Regions from separate parts of the Homo sapiens genome. Here region 1 is linked to region 2. Evidence: read pairs that join two places in POLR2A ChIA-PET (ENCODE). Cell type or tissue: K562. All regions are shown on one strand. Links, peaks and the distances in the headings refer to the core of each region. The heading gives the core; the rest is flanking DNA. Region 1 overlaps LINC02129 (long intergenic non-protein coding RNA 2129). Region 2 overlaps IL21R (interleukin 21 receptor).

What was found. ChIA-PET counts read pairs that join two places held together with the same protein. Peaks named below come from ENCODE experiments on the same cell type or tissue, not always from the same donor. Only the 100,000 strongest peaks of a DNase experiment are listed, where the experiment ranks them.
Region 1: POLR2A ChIA-PET joins it to region 2 with 5 read pairs; 8 of 35 experiments call an interaction of 5 or more read pairs at or near these places.

Annotation. Positions count from the first base shown.
Region 1 is chr16:27,153,741-27,169,104 of GRCh38, reverse strand. LINC02129 (long intergenic non-protein coding RNA 2129) reads left to right here. Exons shown (of 4, transcript NR_170200.1): 3 at 7,433-7,707; 4 at 10,413-10,494. LOC105371155 (a long non-coding RNA gene) reads left to right here and starts at 14,974. Exons shown (of 3, transcript XR_950956.2): 1 at 14,974-15,364. In K562, for the core only: no CTCF peak of the experiment used is centred there; no DNase peak of the experiment used is centred there.
Region 2 is chr16:27,421,893-27,437,256 of GRCh38, reverse strand. It overlaps IL21R (interleukin 21 receptor), which reads right to left. Exons shown (of 9, transcript NM_181078.3): 2 at 7,137-7,201; 3 at 2,808-2,910. The coding sequence starts at 7,185. Among named protein-coding and RNA genes, the nearest start is that of IL21R-AS1, 24 kb to the left of the region's middle. RefSeq lists an enhancer at 6,052-6,101 and a silencer at 15,023-15,223. In K562, for the core only: no CTCF peak of the experiment used is centred there; a DNase peak (open chromatin) is centred at 5,996; H3K27me3 peaks cover 194 bases.

The DNA of each region.
Region 1 (15,364 bases), core at 5,167-7,666, 270 kb after region 2:
CCCATGGGGCACTGAGCCATGACTCCTGATGGGCCACGTGTTTTGCAGCATCGTCTCCCATCCTTCTCACTACAATCCTGGGTGGCAGGTGCTGTTATGAGCTTCATTATACATATGAACTGAGGCTCAGAGAGGTTAAGCAACTCATCCAAGGTCACACAGCACAATTGAGAATTTAAATCGAAGAGGACTCCAGAGCCCAGATTCTTAACTACCACACGGTACTGCTGTCTTTACTCCCCGGGGAACTTAATTGATGGTTTAGACAATAGCGAGAGGGAGGGTGTGTATGCATTCATGAAACCCGGTCTGTGCCAATCTTCCCACCAGGAAGGGTGTTGTTGCAGGGCAGGATTGTGCATTTCAGCCGAAGTGGTGGCAGGGGAAGGGTCCCTGTCCTGGCAGACAATGAGCTTTTTGACTTCTAGTGACCAAAGGGTAAGAAATGGAACTAAGCTCTTGTCCATAGCCTGATGACGCCGATGCTCCAGGATCCTTCTTCCCTCCCTCCCTTCTCCATCCTCCTTCATCTTTCTTCCCCTACCATTGTCACCATCCCTATCACCACCACCCTATTATCACCATCCTCATTCAGCATGGGCCGCTATGCACCACTGTCCTCTTCATATTATGTCACCACCAGCCCATCACCAGCCCACCGTCCTTTATTATGACCATGACAATAACCATCACCCTGGGCACTACCACCACCACCGAGCCATCACCAAACTGTCAATGTCACCATGTCTACCGTCTTCCTGACACCCTCATCACCACCGCTATCAGCATCATCAACCCTTCCATCCCCCTGCCATGACTGCCTCTCTGCTGCCACTATCTCCACCTGCACTGTCAGCATCACCACCCGACTCTATGAGCCTGTTCACATCACCATTCACATCACCATTCAGTGATCGACTTCATTCACCACCCCCAGCCCTGTCACGATCATTCCACTGTGCTTGCCATCACTGTTGTCCCCCCAACTATCTTTTTTATCTTTTTTTAAGGTAGAGGTTCTTGCTCTGTCGCCCAGGCTGGAGTGCAGTGGCACGATCATAGCTTACTAGAACCTCAAACACCCAGGCAACAGGCATGTGTGATGACCATGCATGGCTAATTTTTATTTTTTTTTAATTTTTGTAACCTGGGAGCATACATTCAAGTTGCCCCGAATATACACTCCCCCAGCTAATTAAAAAACTTTTTTTTGTAGAGATGGGGTCTCTCTATGTTGCCCAGGCTGGTCTCGAATTCCTGGCCTCAAGCGATGCTCCCCGCCTCGGCCTCCCAAAGTGCTGGGATTACAGGTGTGTGCCATGGTTCCTGGCCGCCATCACCAATATTTTCACCAGCACCAATACAACCCTGCACAAGTCACGAACACTTTCTGAGTCTCTCCTGGGCTTTAGGCTAGTGTTAAATGCCAAAGATGAAAACATGCTGATGAAAGGGACTGTGATTTGTGTTTTCCGTCATTGCTATCATCAGCGATTACTGGGCTCTCTCATTCATGCCTTATTCACCACCATTCCCTGCCTAAACAGTTGCTTTGAGCAGAAGTGCATCCTGTAAAACGTGTGAGTTTCTCCAATATCAAAACACGCCCCAGAGCCCAGCTTTTGCCTTTCCCCTTCCCTTATCCCACAGGCAAATCCCACTCACCGTTCCCTTACTGGTTTTGGTTTGGTGTCACCAGAGAGTACATTTTCCCCTCTCTCCCATCCCTCTCCAGGCCTCTGCATGCCTGTCTTTGACCAACTTGTAACTGGGCTTTAAAGCTTCCCAGCCCCAATATGCTGATATAATTATGATCATATGTTAGGCGGGTTTTGTGAGCCTTAATTAAATGTCCCTTGGCTAAAAGAAGAAAATGGCAAAAATCTGCTTCCCATCGCCAAGGCTGTGCGGGGCCTCTGGAAACCCGTTGTCTTTTGGGTCTGGGTGGCGATTCTGAAGAAAACAACCTGTCCTCCCGGCCAGGCCACAGAGAGGAAAGAGAGGCTGAGCCTGGAGGCTTGAATCTGGCCCCAGATGACCGGTCAGAAGCAGGCAGATTTCAGCTCATTTCAAGAGCCTGTGGTTGGTGGAGTGGGTGGGCTTGGTGGGCTCCGGCGTCACCGTCTTGGTAATAGAATGAGCCCTTACACTAATGCCATTGATTGTAACTGTAATTAGCGGATTTAAGGGCCGAGGATTCAATAGCTCCACAGTCATTCTAACATGCCACGAGTGGGTTAACACTTGTCATTTCCACTGTTTCCTTGGCTTTCAAAGACAGGCAGCTGCTTTCCTTGAAGGGGCTTCATAGGGGCAGTGGGGAGATTTGGGTCCAAATCCTGGTTCTGTTCCTTGCTGTGTGATCTTGGCAAGCCCCTTCACCTGTCTGTGCCTCAGAAGGTGGAAAACAGAGATAATGGTAGTGAATACTGCCTAGAGCTGTGGTGTTGATGAAACACCTGCGTGCTTGGCACAAGGTAAGTGTGCAAGAAGTGTTTTCTGTTAACATTGTTAATTTTTTATTTTATTTTGTTTTTATCTTTTTTAGAGACACGGTCTTGCTCTGTTACCCAGGCTGGAGTGCAGTGGTGCAATCTTAGCTCACTGTAGCCTCAACCTCCTGGGCTCAAGTGATCCTCCCACCTCAGCCTCCTGAATAGCTGGGACTACAGGCATGTGCCATCTTGCCCACATTACTACCTCTTATCTCTGTTTCTCTCTGTCCACCCACACAGATATGCTTTCTCAGATTTTCTGTTCATGTGGGGACCATGTTTCAGAGCTCCCAAGGTTACAAGTTACTATGCCCAGGTAATTAAAAAATTCTTTTTGGTAGCAATGCGGGTCTCACTATGTTGTCCAGGTTTGTCTCCAACTCCTGGGCTTAAGTGATCTTCCCGCCTCAGCCTCCCAAAGTGCTGGGATTACAGGTGTGAGCCACTGTGTCTGGCCCATTATTAACTAATTAGTGCATCAAACAAATGTGTCAGAAATTCCAGTGGATTCTAAGTGGACATGGGCATGTTGGGATATCCCCAGAACACTAGTAGGTGTGGGCCTACCATCTGCGTTTGCAGGAGGACTGAGAAATATCCAGAAAGCAAAGGCCTTTAGGAGCAGCAAGAAGCAGGGCCTGGAGGAGGATAAGGCAAGTGAGGCATTCAGGGCACAACATTTAAGGAGACCCCACTCTCAGGAGCTGACCCTGCACTTTCACGAGCCTGAGAGTGAGGGCCTCCTTAAATTTTCCATTCTGGGCACCTCCTTGGTCTCACCCTGGCAAGAAAATGGACCTATCCAGCTTGTTCCAGTGATCAGAGCTGGGGCACAGAGTTTTATCATAAGACTCTGTTGCAGCCAGAAGTTACCACAATGATGTTGCAGACATTTGTAATGCAATGTGGTTATGTTGTTTCTTTTTTTCTTTCTTCCTTTTTTTTTTTGAAATGGGATCTTGCTATGTTGCCCAGGCTAGACTTGAACTCCTGGGCTCTAGCGATCCTCCTGCCTCAGCTGCCCGAGTAGCTGGGACTATAGGCATGCATTGCTGCTTCTGGCCAGTGTGGTTTCTTTTGAATAGCTATGAGAAGTCTCTTTATTTAGGAGCTCTGCCTCTCCATGTCAGAAGTCAGGAGTGCTGCTTTGTAGCTTTCCTTGCAGCAGGAGTACAGGACCCAGTTCTCAGGAACAGCGTGAGGAGGGGCCTGGCACTAGCAGTGGGCAGGATAGCTGTAGGGGCCTGGTTGCAGTATTCTTGCAGTGTAATTTGGGGACTTCTGGCTTTGTGGGGTCCAAGCTTGATTCTCTGGTTCTTCTGGAGACTTGATGAATGTCCTTTGATGAATGCCTTTGTGACCTAAAGCCGCCATAGTGGAGTCTGTTGCTGGCAACCAACGACTCTGACTAGGATATGGAGGTGTCTCACGAAAGTTAAGGCAGGAATATCCCTAAGTCTTAAGAAAGGCCTGGAGCTGGGAAGTGGAAAGGTATCAGCATGCCATTTCTCTCTCTTTTTTTGGGGTTGTGGTTGTTGCTGTTTCTTCATTCATCTTTCTTAGGTTGAAAATAAATTTAAAAAAGAAGCACAAGATTTCTTTTTCTTTTTTGAGGGACAGCTTTTGCTATGTTGCCCAGTCTGGTCTTGAATTCTTGGGCTCAAGGAATCTTTTTGCTTCAGCCTCCTGAGTAGCTGTGACTACAGGTGCATGCCACTGTGTCTGGCTTTCTACATCTCATCTCTGTTTCTCTCTGTCCATCCACACAGATACACTTTCTCAGATTTTCTGTTCATATGGAGGCCATATTTCACAGCCCCCAAGGCTACAAGCTTCAACCATTACAGAAATTAGCCCCGTTTATCTTGGCCTCAGCACTAAATTCTTATGAGAAATAAATCTGGTTGGCTCAATTTGGGTCAGTTGGCCATGCCTGGTCTAATCACTGTGTCCAGGGAGTAGAATTACACAGTGCAAATATTTCTGATAAGGTCCCTCCCATTGGCAGTTTCCAGGGAAGGAGAATTGATCCTGAGCTGGAACAGATATCCCCAAGGGTCTACCATAATCAAGAAAATTTCTATAGTTAAAGCCAAAGAGGCTACTCAGCTCTTTCTGGCAGCTCCACCCTGTGGGAGGCTGTCTCATTCCAGGGTTGGAGAGAGCTGAAATTAAAGACAGAAAGAGCAGTTTCAGCAAACACTGGAACACATGGGGCCCAAGTGGCTCTGATATGAGGCCACTGTGACATAGTACATTTTAAAAAATCTGGCTGGGTGCAGTGGCTCATACCTCAAATCCCAGTTATGCAGGAGGCTGAGGTGGGAGGATCATGTGAGGCCAGGAGTTCAGGATCAGCCTGGGCAACACAGAGAGACCCTGTCTCTAAAAACATAAAAAAATTAGTTAGGTGTGGTGTCACACGCCTGTAGTCCTTGCTACTCAGGGAGGCTGAGGCAGGAGGATCAAGTGAGCCCAGGAGTTCAAGGCTGCAGTGGGCTATGATTGCAGTGGGAAGACTCTATCTCTAAAAAAGAAAAACAAACAAACAAACAAATGGTTTTCCTCCCCTACTTCCCTTCCCTGCTGCAGAGCACCACACAGCAGTGATGTCGGGAGGTATGGGGTGATGGGGGGTACCTGGTGAGGTAGCAGCTGATCCCAGGGGGCTCACTTTTCACTTTGTGAGTACATGCAGGTACCCTTTGGGTAATCTCCTAAATACTGATGGTGGAAAAATAGGACTCTTGAGGCCAAAGATTCTTTTAAAAGCAGGGAAATCCAAGTCACTACTGAGAACAAGGCAAGTAGGCCCGGGAGCCCACCCCAGGTGTGATGATCATTTACTCAACATCTGCTGTTTCCCAGGCATGCAGCAGGGATGCTCCACTCTCCTCAAACACCAGGATCCCAGTGCAACTTGCCATTTTGCTTTATCCACAGTAGCGTACAGAGCTGTAAATAGCTGCAGAATTCAAAGCAAGAAGAACAAGAAAATCTTTGGGTCAGTTTTGTAGAAACAAAGTGAAACATAATGTTTCATAGAATACAGGCTACTCTGAGGAAGAAATGCCATGCCCTTTTGAATAAGAGGCTTAACCCATGGGGAGCTCAACACATCAGTGTGGGGGTGGCTCATCCATATGTTACTCAATACTACGGTTTTGTTCTAGGTCTCATTGTCTGCTGCACAGAAAGCCAATCACTGAGACAACAAGTATTGCCATGGAAGAAGGCTTTATTATATTCAATGTTTATACTATTATATTTATCATATATTATTTATATTACATATTACAGGCGATGTCAGCTGGAGAGAGGGAGACAAACCTCAAGTCCATCTCTCCCCTCCAACTAAAGTTAGGGGTTTATATAGTGGGGAAGAAAAACAAGTGGGATAAGGAAGAGAAGCTGGTCAACAGGCAGCAGGCATTTTTTTTTTTTTTTTTGAGACAGTGTTTCCATCTGTTGCCCAGGCTGGAGTGCAATGGCACGATCTCGGCTCACCACCACCTTCGCTTCCTGGGTTCAAAAGAATCTCCTGCCTCAGCCTCCCAAGTAGCTGGGATTACAGGCACCTGCCACCATGTTTGGCTAATTTTTTGTATTTTTTGTAGAGATGGGGTTTCATCATGTTGGCCAGGCTGGTCTCAAACTCCTGACCTCAGGTGATCCACCTGCCTTGGCCTCCCAAAGTGCTGAGATTACAGGCATGAGCCACCATGCCCGGCCCAGACACATCTTATTATACAAATGTCAGTTTATTAAGCTTCAGTTCTATGGGCATCCAGATTGTTGGAAAATGGGGCCAGTTTTGCATATGCAAAGTCCATGCATGTGCAGTGAGAAGCACTGACCCTTCCCTCTTACCTATCTGGGGACCTGCCTGCTGGGAATGGGAGGGTCTGGTGATGTTTCCTCCTGGCAGGTGCCCAGGAGCCTTGGCTTCCATCCTGATGTCTGCCTGCAGCTCTCAGTCACTCCACTTTCTTCTCTGAGTCTCCAAAGTCAACACACACCTTCTATTCCTGGAATTTTAACTGTGCTGACCCTTTGGCTTTTCCCACACTCTTGTTCAACTTCTTCCCACTCATTCTTCAAGACTCCTCCTCCAGCATTCTTTCTGTGGCAGACACTTGAAATTACCTACCCAATATTCATTTCTTCCTTCCAATATTAATTTTGTAATTTTTGATTTTTAAATTTAAATTTAATTTTTATTTTATTTTAAATTAATTTTTTTGAGACAGTGTCTTGCTCTGTTGCCCAGGCTGGAGTGCGCTGGCATGATCACGGGTCACTGCAGCCTTGATCTCCTGGGTTTCAGTGAGTCTCTAGCTTTAGTCTCCCCAAATACTGTGATGATGGGCATGAGCCACAGCACTTGACTAATTTTTTTATTTTTTGTAGAGATAAGGTCTCTCTATGTTGCCCACACTGGTCTTGAATTCCTGGGCTCAAGAGATCCTCCTGCCTTGGCCTCCCAAAGTGCTGGGATTAGAGGTGTGAGCCACTGTGCCCAGCCCCTTATGATATACCCAGTTCACAGGGTGAACACCCCTAATCCAAAAAGTCAAGATCCAAAATACTCCAAAACCTAAAACTTTTTGAGCGCTGACATGATGGCACATGTGGAAAATTCCAGACCTGACCTCATGCGACTGGTCACAGTCAAAACACAGTCTGAGCTTTGTTTCCTGCATAAAATTATTTAAAATACTATATAAAATTACCTTCAGGCTATGTGTACAAGGTGTGTATGAAACATACATGAATTTCCTGTTTAGGCTTGGGTCCCAGCCCCAAGATATCTCATTATATATTTGTAAATATTCCAAAATCTGAAAAAATCTGAAATACTTCTGGTTCTAAGCATGTCAGATAAAGGCTGTTCAACCTGTATATGTTTTTGTTTGTTTGTTTGTTTGTTTTTGCAGAGTCATGGAAGACAGTCAAATGGGTACTCAGCAAGTACCTTCCCAAGCTCCCTTGCAGGGATGGTGGTCATGTGACACAGATCTGACCAATGAGATGTGAGCATTGCTCTCCTCTCCCAGTGCATTACCAGAAATGGGATCACATTTGCAGAGCTGCACAGAGGGATGCTTCAAGGAGAGGGGACGATACTCGTCCAGGATCTGGGATTCCCAAACATCCTTCTGGTCAGCCAGTATATGGAGCCGTTGTTAAGCTTTGGAATCAGACTTCCTAGGTTCGTATCTGGCTTCTGCACAACTTACTGGTTGTGTAATCTCAGCCTGAGCCTCAGTTTCCTCATGTTGAAATAGGAACAGTAATCATACTATATTCTCAGGTTGTTGGGGCAACTAGATCAGTGTGTAAGCCCCATGAGGGGAGGATCCTGTTCATCTTACCATGACATATTCACATTCCAGTGTGAGTACCTAACAGTAGGCACCTAACAGATTTGTATAGAGAAAATAGATGTACAGGTCTTAGCAGAGTGACCAGTTCAAGAAATCTTACCTAAAAAACTAAATTGACTGGGCATAGTGGTTCATGCCTGTAATCCCAGCGCTTTGGGAGGCCGAGGGGGGTGGATCACCTGAGGTCAGGAGTTTGAGTGCAGCCTGGCCAACATGGTGAAAACCCGTGTCTACTAAAAATACAAAAAAATTAGCCAGACACAGTGGCACGCACCTGTACTCCCAGCTACTTGGGAGGCTGAAGCTGGAGAATCGCTCGAACCTGGGAGGCAGAGGTTGCAGTGAGCTGAGATCATGCCATTGCACTCTAGCCTGGGCGACAGAGTGAGAATCCGTCTCAAAAAGACAAAACAAACAAACAAAAAAACCCTAAATGAATGCCAGGCATGGTGGCTCACATCTGTAATCCCAGCACTTTGGGAGGCTGAGGTAGGAGGATTGCTTGAGGTCAGGAGTTCAAGACCAGCCTGGGCAACATAGTGAGACCCCGTCTCTATAAAAAATTAGCTGGGCATGGTGGCGTGTGCCTGTAGTCCCATCTACTCAGGAAGCTGAGGCAGGAGGATCACTTGAATCCAGGAGTTCAGGGAAGCAGTGAGCTATGATCCCACCACTGTACTCCAGAGCCTGGGCAACAGAGTGAGACCCTGTCTCTAAAACAAAGAAACAAACAAAACACCCAATTCTTACTGAGGCCATAGATTCCTGCAGAAGATTCCAGGGCAGCAGAGGGAGGGGGAAGACATGGTTAGCTGGTGCCCCTTCCACCTCTCTCCATTGAATAGATCAGCTTTTATCAGATTTATGCAAGGGATTCATTCCTGAAGCTATGCATTATTTAAGACTAAATTTCCCAGAGGGATGCATGTAAAGCAAGACGTGCATTATTTCAAAATTGGAGCATACGGCATGTCTTTATTAATATTTTTAAATTGCCTCGTATCTAAGTCACACAATGCAAATTTGCATAAAATGAGATGCACTGTTTTAGGATTCTCGACAAGGTTGAGTGGGCAAGAAAGTTTCTGAAGGTTAAAAAGCTCACACCGTAGTACTGGCCTCCCAAATTTGTGGTGGGGGCTGCAATTAGTGGTGAGGGTGGTCATCATCATTTGACATTAAAAGTAGCTTAATACATGTTGAGGAACAATTTACTTTAATGACATTTAAACTGATTCAAAGTTATTGCGGGAAACTGAATTATTGAAAATTAATTGGTCTTCCCCCCCCTTTTTTTCTCACTGCTTTTGGTTTATCAGAAAGAAGCGAGAGAAATCTTTCCTTCCATTTCCCTAGGACCCTGCTCCAAACTCAGTGGTTTTTAAATCCCAGTATGCATATTAATAACCCAAGGAACTGGCTGGGCTCCTGCCCCCTAGAAGTTGAGGTGGACCCAGGACTCTGCATTTTTAATGGACACTTTAGGAGACTCTGATGTGGGTGATAAGAACACTGGGTGTTTGCGGCTACAAGGTGCAGGAGAATTAGCTGGCTTGTCTGGGAAGCAGAGGCAGAGGGAATGGGGATGTGGATGGGCTTTGTTGCAAAGGGCCCTTCAAGGTGGCAGGTCTCAGGTGGGAGTGGCTCTGTGAGGGCTGTGCAAGCTGAACTTTCAGTCCTGAAGCCTTGGGAATATTGTTCACGGTGCCTGAAACAGGGTTGTGCCAGTGGAGAGGACCTTTGAGGGGCGTATATCATCCATCTCAAAGGGTGATTTTTAAGAGAGGTATTGTGCATCAATCAGGGTGACAATATCTGTAGCAAATATGATAATCACTCACTAAGCGCCAGGCCCTAGTCTCACTGTCTTAAATACACTAACTCATAGGTCTTGTTATGCTATTACCCCCATTTTACAAATGAGGAAACTGGGAGCACAGAGAAGTTCAGCGACTTGCCCAAGGTCACTCAGCCGGTGAACGGCAGAGCCAGCGTTTGAATTTAGGCAGTAAGCTATAATGTCTATTCTTGGCCCTGTGCCCTTTGGCCTCAACAGAGACTGTGAGGATGGTGACCACACAAACTGAAGACTGAATCCTTTTTAATTTGAACCAAATCCTGAGATGCTTGTAAGATCCACAGAGAGAGGAGGACTCTGGAAATTGACCATTGTTGAACTCATTGTCTAGGCTAACTGATACGGTTTGGCTGTGTCCCCACCCAAATCTCATCTTGAATTGTAGCTTCCATAATTCCCATGTGTCATGGGACGGACTGGTGGGAGGTAATTGAATTATGGGGGTGGATCCCCCGCTACCGCTCTCGTAGTGGTGAATAAGTCTCATGAGATCTGATGGTTTTGCTTGGCTCTTTTGCTTGGCTCTCATTCTGTCTTGTCTGCTGCCGTGGAAGAAGTGCCTTTTGCCTTCTGCCATGATTGTGAGGCCTCCCTAACTATGTGAAACTGTGAGTCCATTAAATCTCTTTTTCTTTATACATTACTCAGTCTTGGGTATGTCTTTATCAACAGCATGAGAACAGACGAATACACTAACTAATGGAGGAATGACTTGATTCAGAAATGTAAAGAAATGGGACGGCTTGCACCTCAGGAGTTCTAGAGCAGTTCCTGCCTGTGGCTCCAATAAGAATGTCAAGGTCACTGGATTGCATTTTATGTGTTTTCTTTCCTAATTTGATTTTTGGAATAGATGCTGTGCTATATTTACATCGCTCGAAAATCAAAATAACATAAAAAGATATTTCCAAAAAGCACTAATCTATGTCATCTCTCTGTCCATTGTGTTCTCCTTCTGCTCGTAGATGGTCACATTTAGTACTTTGCTGTATCTTCTTCCAGTGTTTTTTTTGTTTTGTTTTGTTTTATTTTTTGACAGAGTTTTTGCTCGTTGTTCAGCCCTGAATGCAATGGTGTGATCTTGGCTCACTGCAACCTCTGCCTCCTGGGTTCAGGTGATTCCCCTGCCTTAGCTTTCTGAGTAGCTGGGATTACAGGCGCCCGCCACCACAGCCGGCTAATTTTTGTAATTTTAGTGGAGACGAGGTTTCACCATGTTGGCCAGGCTGGTCTCGAACTCTTGACCTCAGGTGATACACCCACCTCAGCCTCCCAAAGTCCTAGGATTACAGGCATGAGCCACTGCACCTGGCCTTCCAGTTTTTGTTTTGTTTTGTTTTTATTCAAATACAAGCAACCGTGTGTGTGTGTGTGTGTGTGTGTGTGTGTGTGTGTGTGTGTGTGTGTGTATTTATGTTCCCCCTCCTTAATTACACAACAGGTAGCAAACCCTACATACTCTTCTATAAGCTGTGTTGACGAAAAGAGTCAAACTGTAAAATATTTAAAGAGATTTATTCTGAGCCAAATATGAGTGACCAATGGCCCATGACACAGTCCCCAGAAGATCCTGAGAACATGTGCCTAATGGGTGCCTAAGGTGGTTAGACTACAACTTGGTTTTATACATTTTAAGGAGACTTAAGGCATCAATCAATACACATAAGATGTACATTGGTTGGATCCGGAAAGACAGGACAACTGGAGGTGGGGGCTTCCAAGTCATAGGCAGATTCAAAGTCTGATTGGCAATTAGTTGAAGAGTTATTATCAATAGAAAGGAATGTCTGGGTTACAATAAGGGGTTGTAGAGAACAAAGTTTTTTTTTGTTTTGTTTTTTGTTTTTGAGACGGAGTCTCACTCTGTTGCCAGGCTGGAGTGCAGCAGAATGATTTCAGCTCACTACAACCTCCGCCTCCCAGGTTCAAGCAGTTCTTCTGCCTCAGCCTCCCCAGTAGCTGGGACTACAGGCGCGCACTACCATGCCCAGCTAATTTTAGTATTTTTAATAGAGACAGGGTTTCACCATATTGGCCAGGCTGGTCTTGAACTCCTGACCTTGTGATGCACCCGCCTTGGCCTCCCAAAGTGCTGGGATTACAGGTGTGAGCCACCGAGCCTGGCCCAGACCAAAGTTTTGTTATGCAGATGCAGCCTCCTGGTAGCAGGCTTCAGAGAGAATAGATTACAAATGTTTCTTATCAGACTTAAAGAGCCTGTCTATCCATAATTCCAAAAGGGAGGAGGATATAACGAGGAGTGTCTCGCTCCCTCTTTCCATCACGGCCTTGAACTAGTTTTTTGGGTTAGTTTTGGAATGCTCTGGCCGAGAGAAGGGGTCCATTCAGATGGTTCGGAGGGGGCCTTAGAATTTAATTTTGGTTTACATCTGCTTTCTTCCCCCCACTTTACAGTGTACTGTATTGTGAAGATCTTTCCATATCAGTGCAGAGACAGCTTCCTCACTGTTGTTTATGTTATTTATGGCTGTAGAGTGGGGTGTGCTGGCACCAGCTGGCTGATGGTGTGCTGGCTCCGAAGAACTGATTGCTAAACCTTCAGCGATTTTGTGAACCAATTGATTTCACATAGGTGGCTTGAAATAGGCCACAGTGGTAGTATTTGCACAACAGAAATGGGCAAACTGTCTACCTCAGGGCTTCCCACTCAGACAGCTGGTTGTTAAACGTTTATTGCACACCTCCCATTGTATAGATATACCAAGGTTCAGGTAGCCAGTCTCCCATACATGGATACTTGAATTATTTTAAATATTGTTTTTTATGGCCGGGCATGGTGGCTCCTGCCTGTAATCCCAGCACTTTAGGAAGCTGAGGTGGGCGGATCACTTGAGGTCAGGAGTTTGAAACCAGCCTGGCCAACATGGCAAAACCCCATCTCTACTAAAAGTACACACACACACAAAAACCTAGCTAGGCCTGGTGGCAGACGCCTGTAATCCCAGCTACTCGGGAGGCTGAGGCAGGAGAAACACTTGAACCTGGAAGGTGGAGATTGCAGTGAGCCAAGATTGCACCACTGCACTCCAGCCTGGGCGACAGTGAGACCCTGTCTCAAAAACAAACAAACAAACAAACAAACACAAAAAACAACAACAAAGTATTGTTTTTTTATAAATGATGCTTCAATACGTGACAGATATCTGACCTGAGAAGGAAGAGAAAGGGGATTGTGACAGCCACTAGGATAGAAATTACAATAAGCCCCTAGCCTTACCACTATAAAGAGTGGGATTCTTGGAGCAGCTGCCTTGACATCCAGGAGCTTGTCAGAAATGCAGACTCCCAGGCCCCATGACAGAACTGCTGAATTCGACCAGGACATTAATGTGTGCTACAAAGATTGAGAAGCACTTCCCTGACAATCTGCGTGTGTGTGTGTGTGTGTGTGTGTGTGTGTGTGTGGTTGATTCTATTCTTTTTCTTTGTAGAGATGGGGTTTTGCCATGTTGCCCAGGCTAGTCTCAAACTCTTGGCCTCAAGTGATCCACCTGCCTCAGCCTCCCAAAGTGCTGGGATTACAGGCGTGAGCCATCGCACCCAGCGTATTGATTATATTCTATTTTATACTTTATTTAATTCCTTTTTGTTGTTCTGAGGTCTTATTTATTTTTAAGAATATAATTTTATCTTTACATGTTTAGAAAAATTAGAAAATGTGGATAACACATAACTAAGAAAATAATAGCTTCCTTTCCTTCTGTCCAGAGTCTATCACTATTAACCCCTTTGAGCATCATTTCCAGGTCTTTTCCTGTGCATGCCTTCATACGTGTTAAATCAAGTTTAGCCTAAAGCTGCCTCCTTACGTATTTTAAGTTTGGCCTAAAGGGTTCTCCGTACATGGTGAACTGTAACCTAAACGGAGGTGTAAAGAGACTGTAACCGGTTCTTGTGCCAATCACCGAGTTTTGGCCCATCAGAGATGGTTTGAATGGTTTGCCCGGCTAATTTTTAATTTTTTTTTGGAGCGATGGGGGACTTGCTGTGTTGGCCAGGCTGGTCTGGAAGTCCTGGCCTCAAGCGACCCTCCTGCCTCTAAGGTGGCGCTTTTAACCCTTTGTGTACCACCACCACAAACCGCGGCCCAGTGCGTTAATGGGTGGAGGGAGGGGGAAGGGGAACGCTGAGAGCCCCCTTGTGGCCGACCAGGGTATTGCGTGTGCCCAGGCTGAGTGGGAACAAGGAGCGTTAAGAGTAGATAATTGTAGCATTGCAGGTGGGCTACAGATTTAGAGACAGGAGACCACGTGCCTACATGCACGAGCGTGCACACGCACTTACACACATACACACACGCCTGCACACATACACACATGCATGCACACCCTGATAAGTGACCCATTCCTTAGCCAAGGCTGCACAAGCGTGGTTCCCCAGAGCAGGAGCAAAGTCCGTTTATTTGCCATGAACTTCCCCTGACTCCCTCCCTGGTTGTCAGCTTTCTGTATCCTTTTCCTTGTAGCTATGGCCCTTCCAGAGCCGAGAGAGCAGCAGAGCTCTTGCTGTGGCCTAAACCTTACATGCTTGAACCTGACAGTGGAGGAACTTCCCTAGCAACCTGGGCACTAACTTTGACCACTAATGGCTTTGGAACCAGGTTCCCTAGCAGTGAGGCTGCACCCTTACCCCGGGAAAGAAAGCAGGGCCAGGACCCAGGTTCTCCTGAGCAGTGTCTATGCTGCCACCTGCCCAGAGTGCAGGGGCGTCCTCTTCTAATAGGTGACATGTATTGAGCACTTACTGTATGCTGGGAGCTGCCTGTGCTTTCGCTTTATCTGATTTAATCCTCACAGCAACTCTCTGACATGGATTAAGCACTTAGTGAATACTAGTTGAGTGGATGCATGATTATCCCTTCGAATTAGATCTTATTCTTATTCTCCTGTTAGCTCCCTGACCTCCTTTTTTGTTTTTGTTTTTGTTTTGAGATGGAGTCTCACTCTTGTCTCCCAGGCTGGAGTGCAGTGGCACAATCTTGGTTCACTGCAACCTCCGCCTCCTGGGTTCAAGTGATTCTTCTGCCTCAACCTCCTGAAAAGTTGGGATTATAAGTGTGCGCCACCACACCCGGCTAATTTTTGTATTTTTAGTAGAGACAGGGTTTCACCATGTTGGCTAGGTGGGTCTTGAACTCCTGACCTCAAGTGATCCACCTGCCTCAGCCTCCTAAAGTGCTGGGATTACAGGTGTGAGCTACCACATCTGGCCTCAGACTTCACTTTCTACCAGTCTCTGTGCTTCTGGCGCCCCGGCTTCCTTGCTGTTCCTGGACTACTCTTGGTGCACTCCTGCCTCAGGGCCTTTGCACTTTTCCTTTGCCTGAACTCTGCACCCAGATATCCACGTGGCTGGCTTCCTTCCCTACTTCATCAGGCCATTATTCCAACCTCCCCTTCTCTGTGAGGCTTTCCCCAAACGCCTTATTTAAAATTACAACACTCCTTCCCTCCCTCCTTATTCTCTTTCCCTACTTTATTTTCCCCAAGCAAGCATTATCTTCTCCCATTCTATACACAGTACGTCCTGGTCTTGCTCATTGTTGATCTCCGCTACTTGGATCTACACCTCTTCTCCCCTTCTGGCAGGGATCTCTGCCTTCG
Region 2 (15,364 bases), core at 5,021-7,520:
GGCCAGGAACTCACTACCTCATTTAGGGCAGCAGCTCTCAATTTTGGAAATTTGGGCCATTCTTGCTTGGACTAAGCCTAAATCTGTCCCTGTTGGTCCCAACAACCAGATGGCTGTCCTGCAGGAAGGGCGCTAGGCATTTTGGGTTTCCTTCTCTCCTTTCTGTCCAACATCCATTTTTTTGAGACAGGGTCTCACTCTGGCCCCAGGCTGGAGTATAGTAGTGTGATCATGGCTTACTGCAGCCTCGACCTTCCCAGGCTCAGCTGATCCTCCCACCTCAGCCTCCTCAGTACCTGGGACTACATGCATGCACCACCATGCCCAGCTAACTTTTTGTATTTTTTGTAGAGATGGGGTCCCACCATGTTGCTTAGGCTGGTCTCAAACTCCTGGGCTCAAGTGATCTGCCAGCCTTGGCCTCCCAAAGTGCTGGGATTACAGGACTGAGCCACCTCGCCCAGTCCCCAAATCCACTGAATATCTAATAATAGCCTGTGCTGAGGGCCAGGAAAAGAGCTAAATGAACCTCATCTCCTCCTCTGGGTGGACTTCTGGGAAAGTTGGTGGGATGGGATTAGGGAAAATGCTGTGGCTTTTTAACTCCCACTGGACAAAAATGATGGGTTTTGAAGTATGTATAGTAGTTTACCGGATATTAATTTCCCTACCTAGATGTTCAGGATCTGAACATGACCACTCTCTAGGCCCAGTAGGGATGTGTGGACTGAGTTCTCTGCCAAATTTGCTGGAATACAAGTTCCTGCTGAATAAATGCTCTCCAAGCCTCCCAGCCTGAACTTGCTCCTTATTCCCCCTCACCCTGCCTCACTCCACTCCAGCCACACTGACCTCCTCCCTATTCCTCAAACGCACCAGCTCTTCTCCCACAGGGCCTTTGCACTGGCAGTGCCCTCTGCCCAGCTCCCTGGCTTCCTCCTTCTCACTAGCAGTTGTGGTCCCTTTACCTGAGGTCCAGTGTTCTGTCCTTGATATAGCACCCAGTATTATTAGAAAGTATCCTGTTTGGGGCAGAACACGGTGGCTTATGCCTGTAATCCCAACACTTTGGGAGGCTGGCCATGCGGCAGACCGGCCATCCCGGGGTCTCAAAACCATGGGCGACCTGTGTGGGCGAGAGAGTGGTCTTTGAAGCTGGTGGATAGACCAACCCTGCGGGCTCCTGACTTTTCAAGTCCTGTGAGCCCTGAGTGGTTGTCTGAAAGGCGGGTACAGTGGGCGGATCACTTGAGGCCAGGAGTTCGAGACCAGGTGGGCTAACATGACAAAACCCTGTCTCTACTTAAAATACAAAAATTAGCCAGGCATGGTGGTGCACACCTGGATGCAATCCCAGATACTTGGGAGGTTGAGGCAGGAGAATTGCTTGAACCCAGGAGGTGGAGGTTGCAGTGAGCCGAGATCATGCCACCGCACTCCAGCCTGGGCAACAGAGTGAGACTCCGTCTCCAAAAAAAAGAAAGAAAGAAAGTGTCCTGTTTGGGCCTGGCATGGTGGCTCACACCTGTAATCCCAGCACTTTGGGAGGCTGAGGTGGGCAGATTGCTTGAGCCCAGGAGTTTGAATCCAGCCTGGGTAACATGGCAAAACCCTGTCTTTACAAAAACTACAAAAATTATCCAGGTATGGTGATGCATGCCTGTAGTCCCAGCTACTCAGGAGGCTTAGGTGGAGGGATTGCTTGAGCCCAGGAGGTCAAGGCTACAGTGAGTTCTGATCCCACCACTGCACTCCAGCCTGGGCAACAGAGCAAGACCCTGTCTCAAAAAAATAAAATAAAATAAAATAAAATAAAATAAAAAAGAGAAAGCACCTTGTTGGTTGTTTTGTGTGTCTGTCTCCCCCAGCCTCCGCCCCACCGTGGTACGTCAGTTCCAAGGCATCTGGGGCCTGGTCAGTCTTGCTCTGCTGAATCCCCAGTGCCTGCAACAGTGTCTGGCAGGAACTTAATACATGTTTTGTTTTGTTTTGTTTTGTTTTTGAGTTGGGATCTTGCTTTTTTGCCCAGGCTGGAGTGCAGTGGCGTGATCATAGCTCACTGCAGCCTCGACCTCCTGAGCTTGGTCCCCCTGCCTTAGACTCTCAAGTAGCTGGGATTACAGGATTGTGCCACCACGCCCGACTGATTTATTTTTTGTAGAGACAGGGTTTTGTGATGTTGCCCAGGCTGGTCTCAAACTCCTGGGCTCAAGTGATCCTCCTTCCTTGGCCTCCCAAAGTGCTGGGGTTAGAAACATGAGCCACTGCACCTGGCCTATAAATGGTTTTGAATGAATGAATGAGCTGATGGATAACAGAAGCTCTTCTTTATCCTGAGCTGCATAGGGTCTAAAAGGGACCCATGGACTTTGGAGTTGGGCGGTCTGAATTTGAATCCCAGCTCCAGCATTCACTGGCTGTGTGACCTTAGGCAAGTTGCTTAACCTCTCTGAACCTCAATGTCCTCATCTGTAAAATGGGAGTAATCATTGTGAGGGTTGGGGGTGACCATTCATGGGAAGCGTGTAGTTGGGGGCCTGGTACCTAAGTGCTTGAAAAATCATGCGGGAAACCAGCCATCCCGGGGTCTCAAAACCATGGCCGACCTGTGTGGGTGAGAGAGTGGCCTTTGAAGCTGGTGGATAGACCAACCCTGCGGGCTCCTGACTTTTCAAGTCCTGTGAGCCCTGAGTGGTTGTCTGAAAGGCGGACACAGTGGTCCTCAGTGCACAGTGTCCTCCTGGGGGAATCACTGAGCAGGCACCCTGAATTGCATCCCCGGGGACTGGTGAGGCCCGGCTACTTACCAGGTAAGGGTGAGCGTGCTGGGGTGGAGGTTCCACATTTCCAGGATGCAGATGACCGTCTGGAGGTAATCGGTGTAGCAGACGAGGTCGGGGCAGCCCCAGCCTGGAGGGTCAGTGGGGAGAGAGGCCTTGGTGGGGGGTGGCTTGGGACTGCAGAGCTTCCTCTCCATCCCCTCGAGGGCTGGAGGAAGAATGGGTGCAGGGGTCCCCAGGCCGGGACAAATATGAGGACTCAGGAGCTGCTTAGATGTAGGCCTGGCACCCAGGGGGCCTCACCACCTGGAAATTCCTTGTTTGAGCACCAATGTTTCAAGGCTGGCTATGAAGACAGGATGCATGTGATGGCAAATAATATAAAACTAGCTGGTCCCCAGCTCAGCACCCTCCTCCAGAGCCCTGCGCCCGGCCACCAGGTCTGTGTCCCTCCTGGCCAAGCTCCCACTCAGAATGGCAATATCCTAAATGCCCCAGATGTGGTAGGAACCCAGCCAGAGCACACGCACACACCCCAAGAGGGTCAGGACCTCATAGAGTCAAGGACAGCTATGCTGAAAATGTCCCAAAACCCTGACAAGGAAGAGGACTCGGCTCTACAGAAGTTGGATCCACAGGACACCCACTCTCGGAGATTCAGGAAGTGCTTCAAGGAGTAGGAAACCGTGAGAGAATTAAAAAGCCCTCGGACACTTTTGCATAAAGGTCTGCGTGATCCTGCGGCCAAAAATGCCACCGCCACCAAGAAGTCTTCTAGGTATTGCCCTATGAGGCAATTTTGTTGGAAGATTTAACACCTTTCCATCCTGCTCCCCAAACATTAATTGTTTCGCTGTGTTCTAAAACAGGGGTGCAATCATCATCTACATTTTGTTAAATGTGGACAAAATCAATGGAATAATTTGTAGCTTTGTTTTGTATATTCGAGTGCCAATTCCACTATTTTTTGCTGCTATTTACTAGAAACTTGTACCGCTCACCTCTTTTTGAGATAGGATCTCTTGCTCTGTTGCCCAGGCTGGAATGCAGTGGTGCGATCTCAGCTCACTGCAGCCTCCACCTCCTGGGCTCAAGCAGTCCTCCCACTTCAACTTCCTGAGTAGCTGAGACTACAGTTGTGCACCACCATGCCTGGATAATTTTTGTGTTTTTGTAGAGACAGGGTTTCACCATGTTGCCCAGGCTGGTCTCAATCTCCTGAGCTCAAGCGATCCACCTGCCTCAGCCTCCCAAAGTGCTGGGATTGTAAGAATGAGCCATCGTGCCTGACCTTGTTCCCCTTTTTAAGTAGGTTCATTTTTGGTGGCTTTTTCCTATTTTCCCTGGACTAATGAAGACCCCTGAGGTGGTGGTGGTAGATTCCCTTCCTGGGTCTCACTCTAGGACAGAACCTATATGCGGAGCCAAGAATACTGTGTCTGGAAATATCCTTTAGTTCATTGTAGAGATGAGAACACTGAGGCTCCAAGACTAGACCATGCCTCTTGTCTCTCTTGGTCTGGGCTGCTGAGACACTCACCCAGGGAAGGAAATACCTAGTCTGTGCTAGTTTTTCATAGCCGCACACATGACAGATATTGCTAATGGATCACAGCACTCCCTCCCCTAGGTGTGACCTCGGAATGCTTCTCAACTTCTCTCGAGGCAGTGGCTACCAAGGGATCTGAGTCATGGAAGTAAATCTTGCTCTAGGAGGGGGCTTTCCTCAGGGAGACACACAGAACTTGTCGGTGGAGTGAAAAGGAGCTAGTTCCAGCACTTGGTGGAGAAAACAGGACTGATTTTGGCAAAACCTCAACACAGAGCCTCTAAGTAGCTGTGTCATCTCTGAGTTCGTATCCTCGTGGTTCTTTCTCAGAGCTCTGGGAATTTGGAGAGGAGCTACCATTCCTAGCCAGGCTCAAAGCTACCAAGGGACAGGGTTTGTCTCCAAACTTGGGGAGGCAACGGCAGCCCCTGAGTGGCAGGGAGGTGGCACCAGGGATGAGAGGGTGGGAAAATGCCCTGTCAGTACCCCAGCCACAGGGCAGAGAGCCCCAGGGCCATCCCATGTCTGGGGTTATGAAAGCGTGCAGGAGGCAGTGAGAGGTGCACAAAGTAGCTCTGTGACTGCAAACATGTGACTCAAAACTGCTTCTCCTCCCCATGTGTAAGCCGGAGACACTGCTTGCCCTAGAGGCTGTTGAGGTGTTGAGATGAGATCATGCCTGTGCCTGCATGCTGCCCGCACATGGCTATCACTCCACAGATAGCAGCACAGCATGGTGAAGGCCGTGCTACGGTTTGACGTCTGTGTCTCCCCAGAAACTCAGTTGCCAATGTGATCATATTAAAAGGTGGGGACTCTAGGAGATGATTAAGTCATGGGGGCAGAGCCCCCCTGAATGAATTATTGATGCTATAAGAGGGCTGGACGAACCCAACATTCAGACCCTTTTTGCCCTTCTGCCATGTGAGGATGCAGCGTGTGTCCCCTCTGGGGGTGGTGCAGCGTTCAATGTGGCATCTTAAAGGCAAAGATGGGGGCTGGGTGCGGTAATCCCAGCACTTTTGGGAGGCCGAGGCGGGTGGATCATTTGAGGTCAGGAGTTCAAGACCATCCTGGCCAACATGGTGAAACCCCAACTCTACTAAAAATACGAAAATTAGCCATGGCATGTGCCTGTTATCCCAGCTGCTCGGGAGGCTGAGGCATGAGAATTGCTTGAACCTGGGAGGCAGAGGTTGCAGTGAGCCAAGATTGCACCATTGCACTCCAGCCTGTGTGAGAAAGCAAGGCTCAGTCTCAAAAAAAAAAAGCAAAGATGGGCCCCTCACCGGAATCAAAGCTACTGCTGGTGCCTTGATCTTGGACTTCCCAGCCTCCAGAACTGCGAGCAGTAAATGTCTATTATTTATAAATTACCCAGTCTCACGTATTCAGTTACAGCAGCACAGACAGACTAAGACAGACCCCAAGAGCAAACTGATCCCAGCTCTGCCTCTTCCGGGTAGTGTGGCCATGCACCTGTCTCTTAGCCTCTCTGAGCCTCCTCAGCCAAAAAACTGGGCGTCATTACAACATGCGCCTTGTGGGGCTGTTGGGACAGTGGAATGGGATGACGCTCCGAGCTTTGCATGCAGCCAGGGCTTGTTATCTGCACCCGCCAGATGTGGAGCCATGGTGGGTGACCCAAAGGCTTTTTAGAACCAAGATGAGGATGCTTGCCACTCAGAAAGGGAAAATCAAAGCTTGACATCTGTTTCCTGAAGGAGCTATTTGAGGTCCTGGGTCTTCTGGTAAAAACCAGAGAAAAATGCCCATGAGTCAGCAGAGCAGCTGTTGAGTTCCTCCCCTGCCCCTAGGCCGGCCTCCACACAAGTCTGTGCTGGATCCCGCCTCCTCATGGCCCCCTCCTCCAGGAAGCCCTCCAGGATCTCTTAGTCCTAGGCAGTGCCCTTTCAGTCGGACTCCTGGTCTTCCCAGTTCTGCTTTCTAACGTCACCCCCTCTAACCACAACATCTGGTCCTCTGGGGGCTGCCTACCAAGGTTCAGTCTCCTTTTGGCTCTTCCTCCTGTCCCCAGCCCAGGGACCACCAGTGCCTGCTAAGAATCTAGCGATTTTTTTGTTTGTTTATTGTTGTTGTTGTTGCTGTTGTTTTGAGACAGGGTCTCGCTCTGTTGCCCAGGCTGGAGTACAGTTGTCACCTTGACTCACTGTAACCTCCACCTCCCAGGCTCAAGCAATCCTCCCGCCTCAGCCCCACAAAAAGCTGAGACTACAAGCATGCGCTCCTATGCCTGGCTAATTTTTTTTCTTTTGTAGAGACAGGGCTTCACCATGTTGCCCAGGCTGGTCTTGAGATCCTGAGCTCAAGCGACCTACCCTCCTCAGCCTCCCAAAGGGCTGGGATTCCAGTAGGAGCCACCGCACCCGGTGCAGCAATTGTTGAAAAACATTTCCAAGGAGAGTCATTACATAAGGAGAAACTGAGGTTAGATGGAAGGCAGAACTTCCTCACTCAGAGAGTTGGGAGCCAGCCAAGGCAGAGGTCAGGGGAAATGAAGGACGAAGCCTTTCATCCCCCCAGTGACACCCGAAGACACAAGCCTGTGGGCTGGGCCACCTGAGACTCATGTCTACCGCTTCTGTTTCATGGAGCCCTTTGGTGGATGGATTCTGATTAGTGGAGAGCCGGCTACTGGACTCGTGTCAGCCTCAAGGGCATGGATGTCATCTTTTCTGAATCTGTGGACTCTAGCCGTGTTTTTGAGCCCAGAAAGCCAGCCCGGCCCTGGCTCAGCTCTGTGATGGGGGCCCTCCCCACCCGCAGACCACGGGGCAGCCACTTACCTCCCTGGAGCAGCAGCAGGAGCAAGGGGGCGGCCCAGCCACGCGGCATGCTGACTCCCACGGGCCTGCAAGAGACGTACAGTGGAGGGTGAGCCAGGCGGGCTCAGGGCTCCCCCGGCCTCCCCCTCATCCTGTCTCTTCCCAGGCAGACTTGCCCCTGATTCTTGGAACTGTCTTAAGAAAAATGCAAGATCCCGAGGGGCCTGTGGATGACCCCAAGAACTCCCACCTCTTAGAAATGGCAGATTCACCCCAAGAATCCCTTCTCCCACCTTCTTCCTGCCCCCGCCCCATCACGTCACAAATGCAAAGTGAATTTGTTTTATTATTTTATTTTAATATTTTTAGAGATGGGGTCATGTTCTGTTGCCCAGGCTGGAGTGCAATGGCGCAATCACGGCTCACTGCAGCCTCAACCTCCTGGGCTCAAGCGATCCTCCTGCATCAGCCTCCCGAGTAGCTGGGACCAAAGGCACGTGCCACCACGCCTGGCTAATTTTTAAAACATTTTTGTAGAGACGGCATCTTGCTATGTTGCCCAGGCTGGTCTCAAACTCCTGGGATCACATGATCCTCCTACCTCGGCCTCTCAAAGTGCTGGGATGACAGGCATGAGTCACCACGCCCAGCACAAGGTGAATTTAAAGAGGGAGGAGACTGCTGACTATTTTGCCCTTGCTGAGCCTATTGATGTAGCATTGTGTGTGAAATTAAACTTGTGTATTTATCTATCTAACAAAGAAAGAGGGAGGGAAAAAGAGAGGAAGGGAGAGAGAAAAGGAGAAAAAACTAGTTTGGAAAGGGGGATCTGCTGAGGAGCAATTTTGGATCTTCCTTCCTATAAACATCCATGTTGTAAAAAAAAGCCAGTAAATTGGCTTTTTTATGTTTATTTTTTAGACAAAGTCTCACTCTATCGCCCAGGCTGGAGTGCAGTGGCCCGATCTTGGCTCACTGCAACCTCTACCTCCCAGGTTCAAGCGATTCTCCTGCCTCAGCTTCCCAAGTAGCTGGGAATACAGGTGGCCGCCACCACGCCTGGCTAATTTTTGTATTTTTAGTAGAGACAGGGTTTTGCCATGTGGACTAGGCTGGTCTCGAACTCCTGGCCACAGGTGATCCACCCACCTCAGCCTCTCAAAGTGCTGGAATTACAGGCATGAGCCACTGCACCCAGCCATCAATAAATTGGCTTCTTACTGAATAATAAATCCAAAGTTAACCCACAAAGTTAACCACTGCTGAATACTTAAGATAAGGTTAGCCCAATAATGAGGCTCCTTACTCCATCACAAAGCCCAGATTAGCCCACTCGGGAGCATGCTAGGAAATCCAGGCCTGACCAAACAGAGACAACCTGACCTCCTAATTTGGGCCAGGATGGAGAAGGAACCTCTTTGGGGAGCAGAGTGAGTTTATCCAGAAAGAGTGCCCTCTACTGTCTTGGGCAGAGGAATGCCCCACCAGTCTGGCGATGCCAGGCTTCTCCTGGGACTTGTCTGTTTCACCCACCAGCTCTGTGTCTGTTTGAGGAAGTGCCAGCCAGAGGGCAGTGGTCCACCTGCCCAGACTCAGGAGCCCCTCCCAGACCAGCCCCTATAGACAAGAATGGAGCTAAAGCTAAACCTAAGAGGGATGCCCCATGCAGGACCCAAGTCACAGGCATGGCTTTCTCCAGACGCCATCCCTGACTCCACAAGGGGAAGATCCTCCTCCTCTGTGCCGGGGTTCCCAAAGATCCTACTCTGGCCCCATCCATAGTTCCCTCTGACCTCCCTCACAGAGCCATCAAAGAACCCTGGGGCAGGGCACAGGCTGGGGGGCCAGGAAGGTTCAGATGACCAGCTGTGTGGCTCCGGGCCAGTCCCTTGCCCTCTCTGAGCCTTGTAAAGTGGAAACAGCAAGGCCTGCTTCCAGGCTTGTGAGAATTCAAGGAGGTGATTTGCATAAAACCCTGCAGATGGCCCCCATCACATAAACACTCAAACAACAGCTGTAATTGATGGAGAAGGTAGAGCCTCAGAAACAGAGGGGGTCTCAGAATGATCTAGCCAAGAGTTGCCAAAATATCTCATATCCAAAATTTTGGCCATATTTGTATATTGTGTGCACTGTTGTTTATTTTAATACATATTTTAATATATTTTCTATAGATAAGCACACTTAAAAATTTAACTCCAGCATCATCCTAAGCAATAACATCACTACTCAAATAAAATAATGTTGAGGTAGATGCAGTTTCAACCTGCTTTTAGGAATATGAATCCTGTGTGATTCCAACCCCTGCAGAGGTCCTGTTATCACACTTTGAAGATGTGGCCTCTGATCGCAGGAGGGGGAGTCTGTGTCTGCCCCCTCACTATTCTGTCCACATCCATCACCCCAGCCACGGTGCGAGTCCTGACATAGCTCTGTCCCCGTCACTCCCTGATGGTTTTATCTTGACCACAGCACAGCAAAAAGTGCAAACTCCTTTGCCCAGATTCAATATTCCTCATCTCCAGCTTGACCAACATAGCAAGACCTTGTCTCTACCAAAAATAAAAATAGAAGTAAAAATAAGTTAGCCGGGTGCTGTGTGCCTGTGGTCCCAGCTATTCGGGAGACTGAGGAAGGAGGATCACTTGAGTGCCGGAGGTCCAGGCTGCAGTGAGCCATGATTGCACTATTGCACTCCAGCCTGAATGAAAGAGTGAGACCCTGTCTTTAAAAAAACAAACAGACAAACAAAAAACTCCTCATCCCTCCTAATTTCTTACCTCTGCCTACATCACAGAGCCCTAGGGATGTGGAGGGGGTACCTGCTGCTTCTGCCTGCCCGGCGTCTCTTCCCAAAGAGCTCCTCTATCTGAGCTGCCTCTAGTGGTTTGCCTGAGGCTGACTCCACCCCATGCTCCACAAAGTGGGCTCCTGACCCAGGCTTGGCCAATCAAAACACCCCATCTGTCTGACCACAGTGATTGCATCAGGGATGGATGTCAACCCAGGCAAGGCCAGTGAAAGCAGTCCTGAGATTTTTTTTCTAGAACTCTAGAAAACTGACACTTTTTTTGGTATCTTCTCAGAGCTTGTAGCCATCTTTGTCACCTCTTAGAGACAGCCTCCTTGAAAATGACAGCCATACTGAGAAATACAGGTCAGGAGTCCCCATGGCATCATGGGAGGTCCTGGATCCAGCCATATCTGATGTCCACCCTGTGGATTTCTCATTCCCATGAGCCAAAAACCACCTATGTTGCTTAATCATGTTGAATTCTATTTCTGTCACTTGCCACCAAAGATCCCTGACACAGTGGAGTTGAGAAAAGGGCTCAGAATTTGAAGCCAGAAGATCTTGAAGCAAATAGTAGCTCTTCTCTGGCTCTTTTATTCTCTGAACTCAGTTACCATCTCTGAAATGGGGACAATAGTGCTCACTGCACCTGGCAGTGAAGAAGAGGCTGTGAGAAAGCAGATGTGGTAGTGCTTCACGGACTGTGAAGTGCTGTACCAGTGCACGGGTTTCCTGCCATTACTGGCTGACTGCCCTGAATTACTCATCGTCTCCCCGGCAGCCCAGGCTTCGTCATGCATCTTTGCCTCTGCTGGAGCAGACTCCTGCCCTCCAACACCTTTCCCCTCCCATCCTCTCAACTCAACTTTCATGGTCCATGTGCTGTATCCCTGCAGCCACACTGGAGTGTTCCAGAACTCCTGCCACTAGCCTATTGCGTTTGAGGTTTTCACTGGTGCTACTATTAATTATCCACTTACTATTGATCTTTACCTTGCCTCCTATTTTTTACTCCAATAAACATGTCTCAAAAATATTATATCATGACCATCAGCAGATAACTGGCATGAAATAGGCAGTGTGCGCCATGCTGGTCAAGACACAGACTATGGAGCTGGCTGGTCTCAGTTCAAATCCCAGCTCTGCCACTTATAGGCTTTGTGGCCTTGGGCAGTTTGCTTAACCTTTCTGGGCCTCATCTGTAAAATGGGAGTAATGATAATCACAGCACCTGCCTCATAGGTCTTTGGGAGAATTAAATTAGTCAACATTTATAAAGCATTTAGAACAGTGCCTGGCATATAGCAGATATTATATAAGTGTTACTTAAACAAAACAATCAACTTACCATAAAACTAAATACAATACAACATAAAAACTAAATACAAGAAAAACAAAGGCAGTAATTGAATTTTAGTGACATGCTACTGCCTGCCTGAGAGTCCTAGAAACTGGAGATGTGGTTTGTCTTTGTTTAAAGTTAAGAAAGGGAGGCCGGGCACACTGGGTCATGCCTGTAATCCCAGCACTTTGGGAGGCCGAGGTGGGAGGATCATTTGAGGTCAGGAGTTCGAGACCAGCCTGGCCAACACGGCGAAACCCCATCTCTACTAAAAATACAAAAATTAGCCGGGTGTGATGGTGTGTGCCTATAATCCCAGCTACTCAGGAGGCTGAGACAGGAGAATTGCTTGAACCCAGGAAGAGGCGGAGGTTGCAGTGAGCAGAGATTACACCACTGTACTCCAGCCTGGGCAACAGAGCAAGACACTCTGTCTCAAAAAAAAACAAAACAAAACACAAAAAAAGAGAGAGTAGTGTTTAAGATGCGATAGCACCAAATTGAGAATCTTGCCTCCTCCATCAGCAGGGCAAGTGATGAAAGAGCCTACGCTTTCACTAGGGGATCCAGGGATATTTAACACTGTTTAAAATAAACTGCTCACTTCTGGGAAACATCAGCTTAAAAACACAGACTTTCTCCATCACTCCCTCCTCATGCTCCCACAGCACCAAATGGGGCCTACCCTAATTCCACTGCCTTCTCTGCCCCGAATCCATCCCCTTTTGGGTCTTTGCACGCAGGCTGACCCCTGAGGGCAACAGCACCTTATCCTCAGATACAGATCGGGCCACCATGTGTGTTTCCTACAAGGACAGAAGGTGTCTTAGGAGGCTTCCTGCTACAGGAGCCCCTTGATATGGTTTGGATATTTGTCCCACCCAAATCTCATGTTGAAATGTCATCCCCAATGTTGGAGGTGGGGCCTGGTGGGAGGTGATTGGATCATGGGGGCGGATTTCTCATGAATGGCTTAGTGCCATCCGCTTGGTGATGAGTGAGTTCACCTGAGATCTAATTGTTCAGAAGTGCGTGGCGCCTCCCCCTTTTGCTCCAGCTGTCGCTATGTGATGTGTCTGCTTCTGCTTCACCTTCAGCCTTGAGTAAAGGCTCCCTGAGGGCCTCCTTACCAGAAGCCGAGAAGATGCTGGCAGTATGCTTGTACAGCCTGCAGAACCATGAGCCAATTAAACCTCTTTTCTTTATAAATTACCCAGTCTCAGGTATTGCTTTATGGCAATGCAAGAATGGCCTGACACACCGCTGCAGCACCCAACCTCTGCAGTCTCCTACGGAGGAGTGAAGTGCACCTGACTTGGAGTGTGCCAGGTCCCAGCTGTGCGTCTTTGGGCAAGTTCTCTAACCCCTCTGATTCTCTGTTTTCTCATCCATAAAATGGAGGTCATCAATCTTTGCTGCAGGTTTGTCATGAGCATTAAAAGTGTCATCGAATTTGAAGTCCTGTAGGTGCATTTATCCACCAGTTTCAGTGCTGAGAAATGTTTCCTGGAGTTGCTGTAATTCACCCTAAAAGTTGACCAAATTTCAAGAGATTCTGGGGAAATGGAGAAGCTTGGGGCAGGAAATTAGATTGAAGTGAGTGCTATGGAGAATATAAGGTGCTTAACTTCATGGTCAACGTGGTGGCTCATGCCTGTAATCCCAATACTTTGGGAGGCCGAGGTGGGTGGATCACCTGAGGTCAGGAGTTCGAGACCAGCCTGGCCAACATGGTGAAACCCATCTCTACTAAAAATACAAAAATTAGCCAGGTGTGGTGGTGGGCACCTGTAATCCCAGCTACTCTGGAGGCTGAGGCAGGAGAATTGCTTGAACCCGGGAGGTGGAGGTTGCAGTGAGCCGAGATTGCACCACTGCACTCCAGCCTGGGTGACAGAGCGAGACTCCATCTCAAAAAAAAGAAAAAGAAGAGAAAAGAAATACAAAGAAAAACCACAATGACATACCATTTTAATTTTGTCGGATTGGCAAAAACTGAAAGTCTGATGACATCACATATTGCTCAGGATATGATATAATAGGAACTCTCATTTATAGCCAGAGGAAATGTAAATTATTACAACTGGTCTGGTAAAAAGTTTGGCATGACCTAATAAAAGCGAACACATGCCCTACCTAAAACCCAGTAACTTCACTCTTATGTAAACTGGTAAAGAAATTCTTCCTGCATGTCTATAGCAGCATTGATTTTAATAGTGAAAAATTGGAAACAATCTAAATAGCCATCATCAGGAGAGTGAAAAAATAAATCGCAATACTGTCACTCAGTGTAAACATGAATCATTTACAGCCACACACAACAAAGTGAATGACTCTCACAAACAAAATTTGGAGTGAAAAAAGGAAGTTAGAGAACAGCATAAGCATAATAACACCATTGACACCACACTGAAAACCATACAAAATCATCCTATATATTGTTTAGGTAAGCACACCCATCATAAAAATATTTAAAAATTCATGGGGATAATAACATCAAATTTTGAATAGTGTGGAAAAGGAGGGGGTGTGAGAAGGAGGAATGTTCAAGGGTCTCAACAGTTTGGTAAAGCTTGGTGAAGCTACCATGGGTGTTGATTATATTTTATGCCCTTTTGTATGTTCAAACTATTTCATACCATTTTAAATGTAAGTGAGGCTTAGTTTTGTAAAATAAAATATGGATGAGGGACTTCCACTTCTGGCTATAATGAAGTAGCTGTTGTCACACTAATCCTCCCACTGAGGGCAACTACTAAGCAGAAAAAAAAAAACTGCACAAGAGAGTGCCAACTTATATAGTACTTAAGAGAGGAAAAATGCATTGAAATTCTGCATGCAATTTCCCCTCAAATCATGTGCAAAGTCATTGAAAATAAGTAGCATGCCAAGAAACTTAGCAAAAAAACACCTGCTAATAGGTGGGAAAACTAAGAAGGAATTTTCACAGTTTTACAAGCTGAGGGAAGAATTAGAGTTCAGGGCCTGGCAAAAAAAAGATGGGCCCTGGTGAGTACCCAGCTATTTAGAAAATACTATTCCTTGGGAATAAGGAAAAATTAGAAATAGTTCATTCTTGACTGCATCAAGGTGTAATCTGCTTATATGCTATATGTCTGCTAGAAGAAAATTTAAATTGATCTAGAAAAAGTTAGCTTCATCCAAAGCCTCTATACTTTTTATACATAATGTCCAACTTTCAGTTAAAATTACAAGGTAAACCAACAAGCAGTATCAAATGATCAACAATGAAGATAAAATAGACAATAGAAAAGTTACTTAGGTGAATTGGAAAATGGCATTATCAGATATGATTTAAAATAACTATGATTAATGTGTTCAAAAATTCTATCAGAAATTTGGAACCTATTTAAAAAGTAGAAATCCTGGAACTGAAAAATATAATAACTGAAGTTTATAAGGACTGAAGAGATGGATTTGGCAACATACTAGTAACATCAGAAGAGAGGATTAGTAAACTGGAAGATTGGTCAATAGAAAATACCAAGATTGAAGCATGCAGAGAAAAAAAGTTCAAAAATACAGAAAAGAGCAAAAGAGACATAGAAGACATTGTGAAATGATCTAACATACATGCATTTGCAATTAAGAAGCAGAAGAGAGAGAAAACAAGTAAGAAGAAATAGCAGTGATCTTAAAATTTTTTTCCAAACTAACAAAAGACATTAAGCCACAGATTTAAATAGCTCTACAAACCACAAATAGGATAAATACAAAGAAAACCACATCTAGGCATATCATAGAAAAACTATTTTAAAAAATAAAAGACAAAGATATGCAGTATGCAGAAAAAAAAGACACTTCACCTTCAAGGAAGAAACAATAAGACTGGCAGGGGACTTTTTAACAAAATGATGGAAGACAGCAGACAATGGAACAACTTCTTTCAATGCTGAAATTTCAAAAGCCAATTTAGAATTTTATATCCAGAAAAAAATCTCTTAAAAAATAAAAGTAAGGTCAATATGATACAGACAGCTATAAAAATATTACAGTTAACATCATACTTAATGGTAAAGAAATGAAAGCTTTGCTCCTAAGATCATGAACAAGACAAGTATGTTCACTCTTGTGACTTTTATAAAACATTTT